2 separate regions of the Mus musculus genome follow, and region 1 is linked to region 2. The links are chromatin loops, found by intact Hi-C in ENCODE. Cell type or tissue: heart. All regions are shown on one strand.

Region 1 (8,000 bases), 430 kb after region 2:
GTGCAGTGGGGATGGGCCTGGGTTGCTCCCCAAGTATTTGCCTGTCCTTTTACCTTGGAAAGTTATTTAACACCCCAAACACCCAGTTTTATCATCTCCAAAATGGGGGTAATGGAAATATATATGTAAATGAACTCTGAAGGGACTCTGGCTTGCTCAGCTAGGGGAGCATGGCTCGGGTAGGCCTTGCCCTTCCGGCATTCCTTCTTCTGGGGTGATACCCAGAGGGGGGCTCCAGAAGGGTGAGGGGGAAATGAGGGGAGGATCTGCATGAGGGGGTACTAGGAGGAGGGGGGCTGGTATTGGGATATACAAAATTTTTAAAAAAAAGAAAGAAAGAGAGAGAAAGAAAGAAAGAAAGAAAGAGAGAAAGAAAAAGAAAAAGAAAAAAAAACTGGTTTATAAAGATAAAATGGGGGCATCATCCTGAGTGAGGTAACCCAATCACAAAAGAACTCACATGACATGTACTCACTGATAAGTGGATATTAGCCCAGAAACTTAGAATGCCCAAGATACAAGATACAATTTGCAAAACACATGAATCTCAAGAAGAACGAAGACCAAAGTGTGGACACTTTGCCCCTGTTTGGAACAGGGAACAAAACACCCATGGAAGGAGTTACAGAGACAAGGGTTGGAGCTGAGATGAAAAGGATGGACCATCTAGAGACTGCCATACCCGGGGATCCATCCCATAATCAACCTCCAAACGCTGACACCATTGCATATACCAGCAAGATTTTGCTGAAAGGACCCTGATATAGCTCTCTTATAAGGCTATGCGGGGGCCTGGCAAACACAAAAGTGGATGCTCACAGTCAGCTATTGGATGGATCACAGGGCCCCCAATGGAGGAGCTAGAGAAAGTACCCAAGGAGCTGAAGGGGTCTGCAACCCTATAGGTGGAACAACAATATGAACTAACCAGTACCCCCCGGAGCTCGTGTCTCTGGCTGCATATGTATCAGAAGATGGTCTAGTTGGTCATCATTGGGAAGAGAGGCCCCTTGGTCTTGCAAACTTTATATGCCTCAGTACGGGGGAATGCCAGGGCCAAGAAGTGGAAGTGGGTGGGTAGGAGAGTGGAGGGGGCCTGGGGGACTTTTGGGATAGCATTGGAAATGTAAATGAAGAAAATACCTAATTAATAACAGGTCTATAATCAGCATTCAGTAGGCTGAGATTAGGAGGATCACGAGTTCGAGGTTAGCCTCATCTATATACCAGGTGCCAACCTAGTCTGGACTAAACAGTGTCTCCATCTTCAAAACAAAACAAAACAAAAACAACAAAAGACCTAATAAAGAGACAATAGACTATTCAAGTTTCCCCAAGTAGACTTGATTGCACATAAAGGCAAGAACACTTTATTCATAGCCTAACTGTTTGAGCTATTTTTATGTAGTTTTAACAATTAGCTCTTGCAGCCTAAAGGAGTTAAAGTGAAGAATCAAGAGTCTGATATTCATGGCCGTTTCATCAAACCACACAGTTTCCAAGGCAATGATAAGAATCTTTAATCTCACGTTATAAACGAGATAACGAACCTACTGAGCTATAAGTGCGGCTGTAAAGTTAACAGCACACTCCTCAGCCTGCCCTTCAGCCTGCCAGGCCTTATTGTGCAGGTCTAATCAATTCTCAAAAGTTCCACAGGAATGCATGTAGCTTATGAAACTCCACCCAGCCAGCAGGTAAATTAACTTTTCTTTGAACTAGGGAAAGAATTGGTGTCATCGCATTTTATAAAATACAACTTACTTGGAAAGAAAGAGCTCAAGTCAATCCTTCACCTTTTTAAAGTTCAAGAGCATTCAGAGTGATTATTATTTTATTATTATTATTATTATTATTATTATTTTAATTGTTGTTGTCGTGGCTAACAAACAAATAAACAAGTTTCATTTAACTTAAGTGAGACTTGCAAAGCCAATCCAGTGTTCATCAGACATTTGTGCCTGTGGTGTCCTGGATAACAAATGTCCCCATAGATTCAATATTTGAACCCAGTATTTGAACAATATTGCTACTGTCTGGGAAAATTACAAAATGTTTAGGTTAAGGGATTCTGTCTTCTATAAATTGCTTTTGATCATGGTGTTTTATCACAGCATCAGACAAGTATCTAATACAATATTAAAGTGTTACTCTATTGAAAACTGTATATTTGCAAGTGGGTAAGATGGCTCAGTGGGTAAAGGTACTTGTCACCAAGTGTGAAACCTGAGTGTGAGACCTTAAGCTGACATGGAGGAAGTAGTGAGCTAGCTACCACAATATGTTCTCTGATTTCCTATGTGTGCCTGTGCCTCCCCCTATAAATAAATTAATATAATAAAGTTATTTTAAGTTATGTTCATAAAAACAAAATTTTCCACTCTCTAGTTATTTTTCTAGGCATTATAATTTCCTTCCCAAGAGGAGGAGAAAAACATCAACGTGGTTACCCAGTTAATTGAAGTTTTGGATAAAATTATGGTAGCTTTTCAGTATTTGATTACCACATAATACAGTGTTTAAGTGAGGGTTCTCAACCTGTGGGTCGAGACCCCTTGAGGGTAAGCTCATTGGGAAAATATTGATATTCACATTATAATTCAAAACATTAGCAAAATCACAGTTATGAACTTATAAAGAAAAAATAATTCTATGGTTGGGGTCACCACAATGTGAGAAACTATATTAAAGGGTCCCGGCATTAGGACCACTGTCTTACTGGCTGCTTTTGCTCTAAAATAGTTATTTCCAAATGTGCGTCTATTTGATGAAACCTGGGCATTTGAGACATTAGTTTTAGAAAGTACATTCTTAGTGAACCTGGTATTTACTCCATTCTGTGAGGCAGCCTCACAAAATTATGACCTACAAGGGCTTATATACAGCTTTCTTGACACTTTCTACAAGCCACGTATTGCTGTTAGAATATGTTTGATGTCCATATAAAGATATAGGTGTCACTAAATTAGTTTAGAAAGCCCTTAAGGGCAAGAAATATATTCCATGTCTTGCTCTATAAAGCACCCAGCAGACTTGCATTGCATAATACAGGGACTCATGAAAATGTCTATTAAATTTAGGCTATAAGAATGACAGGCCTTAGCCATTTAATACAGAGTATAAAGCTGATTTTCTTGGCGGTTTTCCTTATAAGGTAGTTAGAAGACATTAAACGATGTCTCTTGTGTCTGTGATTATCAACTAAGTTTCTGAATTCACTTTACAAAGAAGAAGGTCCCCCCCCCCCCAAATTAATTTTACTTGTAGGATGGAAACAAGACTGTAGAGACAACAAAACATCTGAAGCAAAAGTTCTTGTCTCTAAGACTGGGGCCAGTAGGATCTTCATGGTAGTTGAATTTCTATAACCATGGGAACAGAGATCCATAGCTTAGACATAGGGTTTGCTGGATAAAGGACAGTTTCAGCTCTGTTAACCAGTTCCAGAAAATGCGGTGCTGTCCCTCTCAGACTTAAAGAGCTCCAGGCCAAATTCATCTTTAAGTCACCAAATCTCAGCTTTAGGACCAAACTCAGGTCAGGGACCCACTAGCACAGAGCTTCAGCCTAAGACTTTGGCTCAAAACCACCACACAGCCCTCTAAAATCGTCCCAGCAAGCTCTAAGCAGCCAACAGAACAACGCGTATTTGTCCAGGTCAACAAAGATTCTGATGGAAGAGAGTACCAAGGCCACACAGATGAGGTGACCCAACCAGATTTAGTGAATATAGGAAGTAGTGGGTACTGTCCATCCTGCCTGACAGAGCAATCACCCTTCCCTGGAGGATTACACACACTCTAAAGCTGGCAGAAAACCGCGGGGAGACAGCAGAGCTGGGCTGGCGATGAGGATGGGGAATTTCCATGCTTCCAGGCACTTGCCAGCACTTCAAGCGCCTCAGTCGGTATTCCACGTCCGTAGCTGTCAATCTGCGCGGCCCCTACTAACGCTCAAACTAGTCCTAAGGATCCACTCGGGGTCCCGCGGGGCTTCGCAACCGCCACTTAGAGTTGTCCAAAAGGGGGGCACAAAAAACCCAAGGCGAATGAACAAACGCGCCCAGAAAGGCGAGGGCGCAGTTAAAGTGCCACAGTGGGCACAGCACCGGTGAAGAACGCGGTGGTGCTGACAACCCCAGCACTTGGGAATGCCAGGAAGGCTCGGACGCCGGATGCCAGGACCCCGGCCGCGCCGGAGGAAACCCACCGGGTCCCTGCGCCAGGAAGCCAAGGGACCAGCAGCCCGCTCCCCGCCCCGCCTCTGCCCAACTTCCGCGCCCCGCCCCGCGCCCGACCCTCTCCCCGCCGCGCCCGGCGCCGGCCACACTAACCTGCGCGGCCGCAGGCTCTTCCCGGGACGGAAGCGGGAGCCCGCGGGCGGCGGGCGGAGTTAGTTGGAGGCTCCGGGTCCCAGGGCGGGGACAGGCTGAGCACGCGGCCGCGGCCGCTGCTGGCCTCCTTCCTTCCCGGGCCGCGCGCTGGGCTCCGGGACCGCCCGCTCCCTCCCCCGGGGCGGCTCCCGCCTCGGCTCCGCCTCCAGCCCTCAGAGCCCGGCTTTGGCTTCCCCGCTCCCGGGGAGCGCGCGGCGGGTGCTTGGAGTCCCGGGCGGGTCGGAGGGTGGCCACTGTCCCAAGGTCTCTGGGGAGCGTGGAGAAGGCCAGGGCCCGATAGTCTCTGGGACGCGGCGGAGTCCCGGGTCCTTTCTGGCCAGCCCCGCGCGGTGACCGCGCCAGCTGCGTGGAAAGAGGTAGAGGACGAGATCTGAGTTGGATAGGGGGCTGCTTCCCGAGGGGGTGAGGGACCTCCTTCCTCCTCAGCGCCCTTTGGGCTGGGGCTCTGCCAGGTGGTCTGCACCCGGAGAGAAGATGCTGGTTTCGAACCCTTAGCTGAGGTGTAATTCCATTCGAAGTCACCTCCTGCAGCCAGGTCCCTGAATTCGAACCACACACAGGTTGCATGCGGTTTCCTGGCCAGAACCCCAAGACCAGAGGTTTGCCTTTCCTGACTTCCCACCTCCACCTGCTGTCCCTTTCTGCTTCTGAGGAGCACTCAGCTTTGGCACACAAGACAACCAGACCAGTCCCATCCCGGCATCGCCCTAAAGCAAGAGAAATAGGACAGGATGAGTAAAAGCCAGAAGTGTTGTGTGGTAGAGGTTTGGTCACTGCGCGTTACTATCTGCACACCCCCCCCCCCACGCACACACACACACAATTGAAGAGCTTTTAATAGAAACAGGTATTTAAATCTCCCCTTGTGTAGTGACTTTTGGAGTATTCATGGTGCCCTTGCTGTGCAAAGTCCTCTGCTTCTTTCTCCAGAGTTCCACCATATCTTTTATTTAATCTTATTGTCGCAGCAGATCCCTGTGCTACTGTGGCTCTGCAACCAAGTGCTGGTCTTTTCAAGGAGCTCCTCTCTGCCTCCATCTATGAAGTTCTGTTTGGCAGGATTGGGGGATATTGGAAGAAGGTCACTGAAGATGTGGAAGAAGTCCCTGGAATGAGATGAAGAAAATGCAGTGGAAAGGGGGAGCTAGGGTGAAGGAGGCTATGCTCTCAAGCCACAGGGGAATTCCCAGAAAGAAAATCCATTTCTCCATAGGGAAACTACTTCAGTGACTATCACAGCTTATCAGGCAGCAGTGGTGAGCCAGAGATAAATCAGGTTGACCAGGCCAGTCTGAGCTTTTATTTCTCAACCCAAATTCCAGGGAAAGCCTTTGACCCTAGGTTCTCAGGTAGAGATAAGAAATTCTTTGTAGAAACTAAATGTCATAAAAAGACGTCAGAAACAGATTCAGTTTACTGATGAGGGCGACACACACTAGGGCTGATCTTTGGCATTGCTCCTAAGTCATTTCTTTACCCTGGTCTAAATGAAACAAGCTCTTAAAACCCTTTTTGAAGCAAGGTGTCATTGAGATAGCCACTCTTCTGTGCTCTCTGTATGCACATTCATAGATATATGTGCCTTCTCCAATACAAACAAATAAACAAATGGTTAATTTTTTGTGAGAGAAGAAAACTTGATTTAGTGTTCTCAGGCTGTAGTGGACTTTTTTTTTTTTTTAATACAATACCTTCTGATCCCAAGAAAATTTCTTGTTCACAGGTGTGTGTGTGTGTGTGTGTGTGTGTGTGTGTGTGTGTGTGTGTGTGTGTGAAAGAGAGAGAGAGAGAGAGAGAGAGAGAGAGAGAGAGAGAGAGAGAGATCGTTAAAATGTCTAACTATACTCTTGTCTCATACCCTCAAGCTCCTGGTGGACAGTTTAGGGTTTCAGAATGCAAACTCAGTTCTGGTGTCCTAGTTTGGTTTGGGTGTTCTGTTGCCGTGATAAAACACACACAATAGTCAACTTGGGAGGAAAGGGTTTGTTCAGCATACACTTTCAGGAAACTGTCCATCTCTGAGGGACTAGGCAGAAGCTCAGCCAAGAACCTAGAGGCAGGAACAGAAGCAAAGACCATCACAGAGGAATGCTGTTTCCTGGATTTTTTTTTTTTAATAGCTTGCTCAGCTTGTTTTCTTAGTCAGTTTGGAGCCATTTGCCTAGGAGTGGCACCACCCTTGGTGGGCCAAGCTTTCCCACAGTCAGGAATACATCAAGACAATGACTCCAGAGGCCAATCTGATGAGGGTAATTCCTAATTTGAGGGTCCCACTTCCCAGGTGACTCTAGTTGCTGTCAATTTGACAAAAGACTCATCAGCCCTCTAGGGAAGCCACCTCAAGCCTGCAGCCAGAGAGCTTCAGGAGTTGTGGCTTTAGGGCATGCCAATTTGTATGTAGGCAGCAATAATTAGAAGCAAACCATAACAAAGCCTTCTCCTACCACTGAAAAAGTCATCCCCTACAGGGATAACATTAAATTAAGGTCCTTTCTGGTACTGTATGCTATCAGTTTAATTCTATAATGCTATGCGTAGTCATGGTGCAAAAGATGTGCAGCCAGCCAACAGCTAAGAACGTGAGGCATAATTTATGGAGAGCAGCATGTTCATAGGCAGTGCTGTGGAGCAGATGGAGGTACACATTTCCCTGTAAAGCTCCCAATTGTTTTCTCAATCTGCCATCATGTGATTGTTGCTTGCGCAGTTCTCCAAGCTGACCCACCTCATACAAAATTGTTAGGAGCATCTCATCTGTACAACACCCGTGTTTGGTTTGGAAGATAGACGTTCTGAGCACACTCAAGTAAAGGTAGACATTCTAAGCACACATGAGTAAAGATGAATTCGTGGAGAATCTTTGCTGTTTCCCTTCTGTTGGGCCACATCTAAGAGACACTTCCTTGCGAGGATGGGTGCGGTAGAGAGTACTTATTCTGCAAATACTGCGGAATGTGCAGGTCCATGAGCTTCTCTGGAAAAAGAAGGAAATATAAATGCTTTCTTATTCTGCACTTCACATATGACCTAAGAGTGCCCAGTCTTGATCAAGAGCAGAAAGCTACATGGAAATCCAAGAATGAGCTTTGAGTTGGTTGCATCAACCAGTCAAAATTGCTTATGCATATTTAGGACGGCAAGAGAAAATATTAATTTCAATTTACAAGTCATCGAAAGGCACCTTGTGGCCCACATAATGAATAGCCCTGTGTTAAAAGTAATACATGTTTGTTCTTTCACAAATAAATTTCCCTCTGAAATATAGACATCTGTCAAGGACTCAATTATCTTTCCCTGCATGAGCTGTAAAAGAACATAAAGGAAATAATATACTACACTGCTTATTTGAAAGAGATCAGGGGTATGCAGCTCCACACTGGCACGTTCTTAATTTCATGGTGTTAAGAAAAGAAACTCTGAGCGTGGAACAGCAAACCCCTTCCTGCTGTACTTGTGCAATTCCCATCAGTGTACACATAGGGGAAGGGTTTTTTCCTCATTAAGTAGAATCACTAAGATCGCTTCCCTGTCTTACTCTACTAACCCTTGTAAGGAGAATGTGCACATCGAATTTCCTTTGAAAAAACAAAGGAATCACCACACTCCT
Region 2 (8,000 bases):
TTAGACTGCAAACCAAAAACAAACAATAGAAAAATGTGAATGCCTTACTTCTGAATAAAAACAACCCTGAAAGTCTTAAATTTCATTTCTTTCTCATAATTTGTACCAGGGATTTGGTGGCATCTTCTTTCCATGCTTTTAGATGCACTATTTTTTTTTTCCATCAATAGAAAGACACAGACCTGGTTAAATCCTCAGTCTAAATTTAAAAGCAGAGGAGCCTTACAGCAATTACCACACAGCACGGAGTTGATGAAGGAGTCAACACTCCATGGTTTCATAATGAGCAAAAGTGTAGTGACTGATTTATCCCTGGTTTACACTGTGGAGTCAAAAATAGAGCAGATCCCACAGCCAAGTGCAGGGGCATCCTCCTGGTCCTCCTTCTCACTCCTGACATTGCTGCTTGTGTGTAACTGAGCACCATCCAGCCACAGGCACCAGGAAGACCCAGGTCATCACATAGTGAAAAAGGAGACAGAAGGAAGACAGCAGACAGGAGACAGCAGAGCCAAGAAACAGTGTAGCTGTACACCTCCTAAAACACTGCCCGGACAGCAATCTACTGCAAAGTTATAGGAAAGCTTTCCCTACCATCTCCTAAAATAAAAATTAAAAGCTGTAATAAAGTCATCCCAAAACACAACTTTCAAATAAAGCTATCTAACTTTAAAATCTGGAACTCCCTAACAATATTGTTTTATCCTAGCATTTGAAGACTTAAGACAGTGAATGGGAAAGACCGATGTCCAATTCTTTGGACAGAAAGAAAAAAAATTACGTAGGAAAACATACTAAGGTGAATGGAACTAAAGCTTTAAGATACAATGTTTCCAAAACAGAGAGCTGAAACAAACAGCTCCATGGCATTACTCTGTAAATAATGTGGACAGGAAACTTAAACACTGCCAAGGGCAGCTAACTGTGTCTGGACAGGCAAGCCACAGGTAAGGAAGGGAAGACATCTAACAGAGACTGCAAGGAGACTCTACAAGTAGAAAAGTTTAAAGCATAAACTGGTAAGTGATATATAGCATTACAGTTAATAAACTCCTTCTAAAATAGTATCTCATTCATGTATTCCCTGGCATAATTATCTGTGGAGCCTCTTGAATGCTCAAGTATCTTTGGATGACAAACATGTTGTTACCTTATCCCAATGTATAAAACAGCAAAGAGATGTGAGGTTTGGAACAGAAAATAAATCTTCCTACTTCTGTACTTTGGGAGGCACATCCACCAAGCCATTGGCTCCATGGTGTATCCAGCTATTCAACACTCTCTCTCAGTGTGGAAAAGCAGGGGGGCAGGTTTAAAGGCCTACCACCATGTCAGATGAAATCCTCCAACGTGGAACAGCAAACTGGAACACCATATGACACCAGTTTTCTGTTTTCCCACAAAACAAAGAACGCCTCACATGGAAATTTTCAGTTCTAAACAAACTCTTTCCTCTTAAATACCTAAATCTGTGTATTTCAGGCATCACCCCAGATCCACTAATTTAAAAATAGAAAAATACCAAATTTTATCACTATATAAGTGGCTATATAAGCATATATAGGGGGCAGGGGCCACAGGCAAGGGAAATTCCATTTCAACTGGTGAAAATGTTTTGTAATCAAAATATTTTCTGCTCTCAAAGGCTATTCTAAAATAAATAAATGAGGGACTAACGCATTCCTCAAGTAGAAAAACACTGAACAGAACTAAAACGGTTCAGCGGCCAGACAGATTAGAACACCGAATGGAAAACAAAATGCTTTGCTGAACCCATGCGCTCTCACCATGGTGACCACTTGCAACCTTCTTACCTTTCTGCGGCTTGTAAAAAAACCAAATCACTAAGGGCTTGGAAAAGCAGTTATCACGTGTAGTGTGACTTTTTAAAAACCTCCTTTGACCTTACCAACAAACCGCCAACCTTCCCAGCATGGTAAGGCAACCCATAATTGGTTCAGAAAGACACAAGTGTGTGTGTTCCTCTTTCTAGTATCAGTTCCCTTAATAGCAGGACCCTTAAAGAGCCCAGCATTCACTTGGTTTCCATCTCTGCTAATTAAAATCAAGCCCACGTTACTATATCACATTCAGCTTCACTCCAAACATGTCTGACAACAGCTGAAACCACAAAGTCTACTCGCAGTCTTTATAAGAAACCTGCCTCTTCTGGAAACCTAACCACGAAGACACGGGTATCTTTGGTGGTGATTCACCTTCCGGAAGGAAAGCTAAAAACTGAGTATCCACTGGGAAAATAACTGAGGCCTCAAATCAGGAAACAAAAACTTAAACGGTGTTTAGAAACTAATGTCCTCATCACACCCATTACTTTTTAAGACAAAGTGTTAAGTTTCTCTTCGAAACTATGGTAATACATAGATGGAAGCTAATCGGCTGTTAGTACTGTCAGTGATCCCTCACACCTGGGAGACTTGGTGCTAACAGTTCTATCTACAACTAAACATCAAAACACATTTTATGCACCAAGTCTTACCAAAGTTGAGTAGTCTCGGTGCTCATGAACGCTAACATGTCATCCTGTCCGTTTTGTTTTTAATCCAAGGTCTCATAATAAAAACACCCAAATCATTAAAATAACCCACGCATACACTGTAGCCCAAAGCTTCTGGGAGAATAACCACATATGGAACTAATTGGGAAAATAAATTTTGTGAAAGAGTCGTTTCCAATCCTTAGTGTCTAGCTTGTTGCACTACAGTAAAAGACCCCGGCACCTGAAATTATATAGTGGCATTTCGAGGAAAAACAACATAAAGTAAAGTTTAGAAACCTCGGAGATCTTGTGCGACTTCTGCTCTTTCAGCTAGGAGCCTCTAATAGGGTACAGTGTTGCTGTGTCCATAATTACTCCTCTTGGAAGGATGAAAAAGTTCAGCGCCAGTGTCTCCCAGTGTTTCCAGCCCCACTTACACACACACACACACACACACACACACACACAGAGAGAGAGAGAGAGAGAGAGAGAGAGAGAGAGAGAGAGAGAGAGAGAGAGAGAGAACACAAAACAAAAACAAAACCCTGGTTCTGAAGAAATCCTCAGCCCACTCTAAGCAAAGCGGCGTGGGCAGAGAGCCCGGGAGTCTCTAGCGAGCCAGACACTTGCCAGGGGGAAAGCACGCGGCTGTCCTTCCCTTCGCGAACTGGGTTCCTTCCTGGCCGAGATTTGCAGATTCCACCACTAGAGCGACTTTGGCAGCTTCACAATGGGCCGCTTCTCAAGGTCTGAGCGCCGGCCGCTGCCAGGCGCCCTTTCCTAGGCTTCCCACCCGCCCCAAAGTCCACCAGCGACAGGTGGGGCGAGGGTGGCGGTGCCCGAGACATCTGCCGCCTTAGTTTCTGGCCAGCGCCCGGCCGCGATTCCCCAGTCCACAGGCGCTCCTCCGCCACCGCCGGTCCGTCTGTCCGTCACCAGCCGCCGCACCGGCCTCGGCCTCGCCCGCGGGGTGCAGCGCGCACTGGTGGCCGAGATAAGGTCGCCAGGGGCTGTCTCCCGCCGCTATCTGTAGCCCGCAGCCGCGGCTTGTACACCGTTGGGGCCAGAGGCGCGGCAAGCCGGGCGAGCGTTACTTCTCAATGGGCCTCCGCCGGGCCTGCCGCCTGGCGCTGCGGGTAGGGCGAGCCGCCTAGCTGGCGCGCGCCGACGCGCTCAGACTTCCGCACCTTGGCACCGCGGGAGCGTCGCTCCGGGTCGCAGAGTCCCCGCACCGCATGTCGGCGGCGAGCGCACGCCCGCCCGCCCGCCGGTCCGTCCGCTCGCTCGCTCGCTCGCCGCGCGCGCACGGGGCGCACGCCCCCGCACACTCACCCGCGCCGCACACTCCCGCGTCGCCGGCCCCACCCCTGTGCCAGGAAGCTGCGGGCTCTCGCACCCCGCTCGGGCCCCACCCCAGGCTCCAGTCCCCCCACCACCACGCCAGCCATTCGCACCAAGGCTCAGGGACCAGCGCCGCTCGCAGCCCCGGTGTCACCGAGCCATCAGCCATCGCGGAGGCCGGCGCGGCCCGGGGCTTCCCTGCGCTGCGCACACACCGCGCGCCCGGCCGGGACACGAGGCGAGGAGGAAGGGGCGGCGCCGTGCCTGGGGCTGGCACAGTGGCTCGCTGACTGGGGCACCCACACTCACGCGCGTACCCCACCCATCCCCGCCACCACCTCTGCAGCACAAAAGGTTGCAGGAGGAGTGGCGCTCCCCGTCCAACGTACCGGTCGTCCAGGGTTCCGCCGGTTCCTCTATGGCCGGCAGCCGCAGACCCCGAAGCCAAGGGCGGGCGAGGCGCGGGGCTGCGGCGCCGAGGTGTGGGCAGAGGCCGCCAGCGGAGCCAGCCGGGTACCCGCTGCTCTCCCACCGCGCTCGGCGCCAGCTACGGCCCGCCGTAGTCCCGCCTCCTCCCCCGCCTCCGCCCGCCTTCCCGCCTCCTCCCGCGGGCTGCGGAGGCGAGGCCGGGAAGCGCAGAGCCCGCCTCCTGCGCCAGGCTCGCACGCTCGGCTGGGCGGGCGGCTGGGCCGGCGGCGTGAGAGCGCAGAACCGGAGGCTGTTGCGGGGACGGGAGGCGGCGGCGTGATGCCACACTGCTCCCGGACCAAAGTCCGCCGCACCCTCCGGGGAGCCGCAGCTCACAGGCCTGACAATGCGGGCCGCTCCCACAGAGCGGTGTGCTAAACTCTGTGGGGATGGCTGTGATTTTTGAGTTTCTGCTGATCAGAAGTTGAGAAGAGCAGAAGCCCATGAAGTTAAAATTATACTATAATAATAAATAATAATAATAATAAATGTCAACAACTAAATATGGGGGCGGGGTGAAGACTAAATTCTGAGTCACTTGTTTCTCTTCTCTTTTCCTTTCTAGCTTCCTTCCTGTTCTGTCTTTACAAGGTCTCACTCTGTACCCAAGGCCGGACTTAAGCTCCGGAGAACCGTTCTGCCTTAGTCTCCAGAGCGCTGGGATTACAGGGATGAGGTGCCATCCCAACAAGATTTTCTTTTCTCAGTCCATATGCCACTCCCCTGCCGAAGTGGTCAATGCAGCATTACAAATATTTGCTGATATTTATTTAGCTCTAGGTGCCAACCCTTTTGACGCACATTCCCAAGTTTGCAGCTCTCAACTGTGCTAGTCCACATTTTTAAGACAGAAAACATGAGTTACATCCTTGAAGTCACAGACCTTTCATATAGCTGAGCTGTTTGTGTATTTATAAATTTAAATTCAGGTTCCTGCATTGTGTGGCCTTTTAAACGGTGCTTTATCTGAACATAAAGTCATACATTTCATCTAGACTAATACAAACTTAAAGCAAATAGTTCATGTTCCAGAGTCTATATATGTCCCCCAAATTACCAAGGTTAATAAATACACTCTGGCTCCAAGATGTGGCTTCTGGTTTCTCTGCAACTGAAGGACACTTACTCAATTGCTTCTCATATGCTCTGATGTAAGTATCAGAAAAAGGAAGGAAGAGGCCAGATTCATGAATGTTCTCAGTTACTCTTCCCCAACATGATATTCATGTAACTTATCAAATATAGATAGACCCTAGTACACTGTACAGGTATTGAATGCTCAAGTGATTAAATTTTGTTTTATATTTATTTGTTCAGTTGTTTTGTGCCCCCCCCTCCCCGCCCCACCACCATGGGTACCTTAGTAGAAGATGCTCCAAGTATTTTCAGATTTGAACATTTATCACAGCAGTGTATTCTGATGTTCGTTCTTATAAAACTACCTCGGAAACATTACAAATTATTTCAAGAAGCTTAGTTTCATTTTGTCTGAACTCATAATTTTTTTAAGAGAACACCTTGTAACTTGGCCTTTGTTCTGAAATTTTAGCAATGTTCTTTGGCCAGAAGCAATAAAGTTCCGACTAGTCTCTCCGTTCATTAGGCTGAAAGCTAGCCTTGTCTCCAGCTGTCTCCCACTCTAGGTTCCCACCTCTGAGACTCTTCATCCAATCAAAAGTTAGGTTAGTTCTCCAGTGTCACAATGAATACCTAAACTAATTCACTAGGCCAGCATGGTTTTATATGTGGTTCATGATGGTTATGTCTAGAGACTATCATATTTAGAATATGTGGGGCCGCTCAGGATGGTAGCTGTGTGCCTATGAAAGAAGAAAGCAAGATGGAAACACTTTGCGAGCTTTCTGGATGTTCCATTAAGAAAAAGTTAATCCAGGAAGGAAGGAAGGAAGGAAGGGAGGGAGGGAGGGAGGGAGGGAGGGAGGGAGGGAGGGAGGGAGGGAGGAGAGAGAGAGAGAGAGAGAGAGAGAGAGAGAGAGAGAGAGAGAGGAAAGAAGAAAGAAGAAAGAAAGAAAGAAAGAAAGAAAGAAAGAAAGAAAGAAAGAAAGAAAGAAAGAAAGAAAAGAGAGAGAGAAAGAAAAGGAAAAAAGGGGGAGAGAGAGCAAGAGAGAGGACAGACAAACATGCTTGAAAAAGAGTGGCCCCAAATGTTAACTTGAACTTCTAATCCACAAGGCCTTTCAGAACCTAGAGCTCAGGTGCTCTATCTCAAATGTCACCTCTGTGGTTATATCTTGGCCTTGAAATATCCTTCCTCCCCCCCCACCCCCCCAAAAAAATAAAATCACTTCTCAAATGTCACTTGTCTGGGAAGAATTATTCATTGATGGATTACCACTTAGCAAACAGCCAGATTGAAAGAACAGGATAAGTGAACTTAAAAAAAAAAAAAAGATCACACCTGAAACTACAATGGTAGGTATGCAAGAAATAACACATCGACTTTTTTAAAAAAACAGAAAACCAAAAACCTTGTTTCCAGCAGGGTGCCATAAAAAAGTACAGGCCATGGCTATGTCTACCAACACCTTAACTGAATGCAGCAGAGATCTCAGATGCCAAGTAGAGGTCTCCCACAGTGAAGGGGCTGAGATACCACTCCACAGTCCCTACCTGGAAAATGAAGGTGGAGGCTCCTGGGATCAGGGGGCAAAACCAGTCTTGTGGAAGCAGGCTCCACGGCAGCAGAAGATAACTGCAGAGGAGGCATCTGTGGCAAGGAGAAAGGGAAGTGTACCACAGAATCTGCTCTCCTCCTGCCCCGATGCTCACAGGCATCCCTTATCAATCACTCATTTCCCTGGTCCTTTCCAGAACTGCCACTTACAGCCATGTATCACAGTGTGCATGTCCATAAATGGGATGGCCCTGCCTTAAATATATGATCCCTTCCTTTCAGGTCCTTTCCACTCTTCATTTCTTTGTTTAGTTTGTTGTTGTTGTTGTTGTTGTTGTTGTTGTTGTTGTTGTTGTTGTTGTTGTTTGAGACAGGGTCTCTTTATTTAGTCCTGGCTGGCCTGGAGCTCGTTATGTAGAACAGGCTGCCTTCCAACTAGCTTACAGAGACCCTTTTGTCTCTGCCTCCCAACTGCTGAGATTAAAGATGTGTGCCACCGTGCCTGGCTCTTTCCTTCTCTTCACTACTTAAAGCCAAAGCAATATTGAGATGTGGGGCCATTTTGCTGAGCATTTCACATCCTCAGTAATTCATCTTTAGGACCCTGAGGTGTCCTTAGAGCTGGGCCTCAGGCTGCAGCATCCCGGAACTGCTGCTCTCATGTCCTCCATTCCAGCTACAGGGAAACCTCTCAGGAAAGACCTTCTTCTTCTTCTTTCTGTCTTTCCAGTTGCTCTGCCAACCTACTCTTTGGTTTCTGGGATACAGGCTTTGGGCAACTACAGACCATAAGAAGAAATATCCTGAAGGCAATGCCTCTATTCACTGTCACATGAGGATAAGTCCAAAGTGTATGTTGGGGGCAGGGACTAAGGCTTCAACATATTATCCATATTGTAATTAAATTGGACATAGTACTACCGGAGGATTCAGCAATACCTCTCCTGGGCATATATCAAGAAGATGTCCCAACCAGTATGAAGGACACATGCTCCACTATGTTCATAGCAGCCTTATTTATAATAGCCAGAAGCTGGAAAGAACCCAGATGCCCCTCAA

The links. Hi-C counts contacts between places; a loop is a spot of excess contacts. Peaks named below come from ENCODE experiments on the same cell type or tissue, not always from the same donor. Only the 100,000 strongest peaks of a DNase experiment are listed, where the experiment ranks them.
Region 1: a loop joins it to region 2, with 4 times the contacts of the local background. A loop is called at or near these places in 3 of 42 quality-filtered maps.

Annotation. Positions count from the first base shown.
Region 1 is chr1:98,091,152-98,099,151 of GRCm38, forward strand. Pam (peptidylglycine alpha-amidating monooxygenase) reads right to left here and starts at 4,495. Exons shown (of 26, transcript NM_001357127.1): 1 at 4,334-4,495. In heart, a CTCF peak has its summit at 4,380; a DNase peak (open chromatin) is centred at 4,460; H3K4me3 peaks cover 2,774 bases; H3K27ac peaks cover 3,028 bases.
Region 2 is chr1:97,657,604-97,665,603 of GRCm38, forward strand. Macir (macrophage immunometabolism regulator) reads right to left here and starts at 4,415. Exons shown (of 3, transcript NM_133825.3): 1 at 4,228-4,415. In heart, CTCF peaks have their summits at 3,223 and 3,424; DNase peaks (open chromatin) are centred at 1,948, 3,238, 4,148 and 4,428; H3K4me3 peaks cover 2,538 bases; H3K27ac peaks cover 1,742 bases.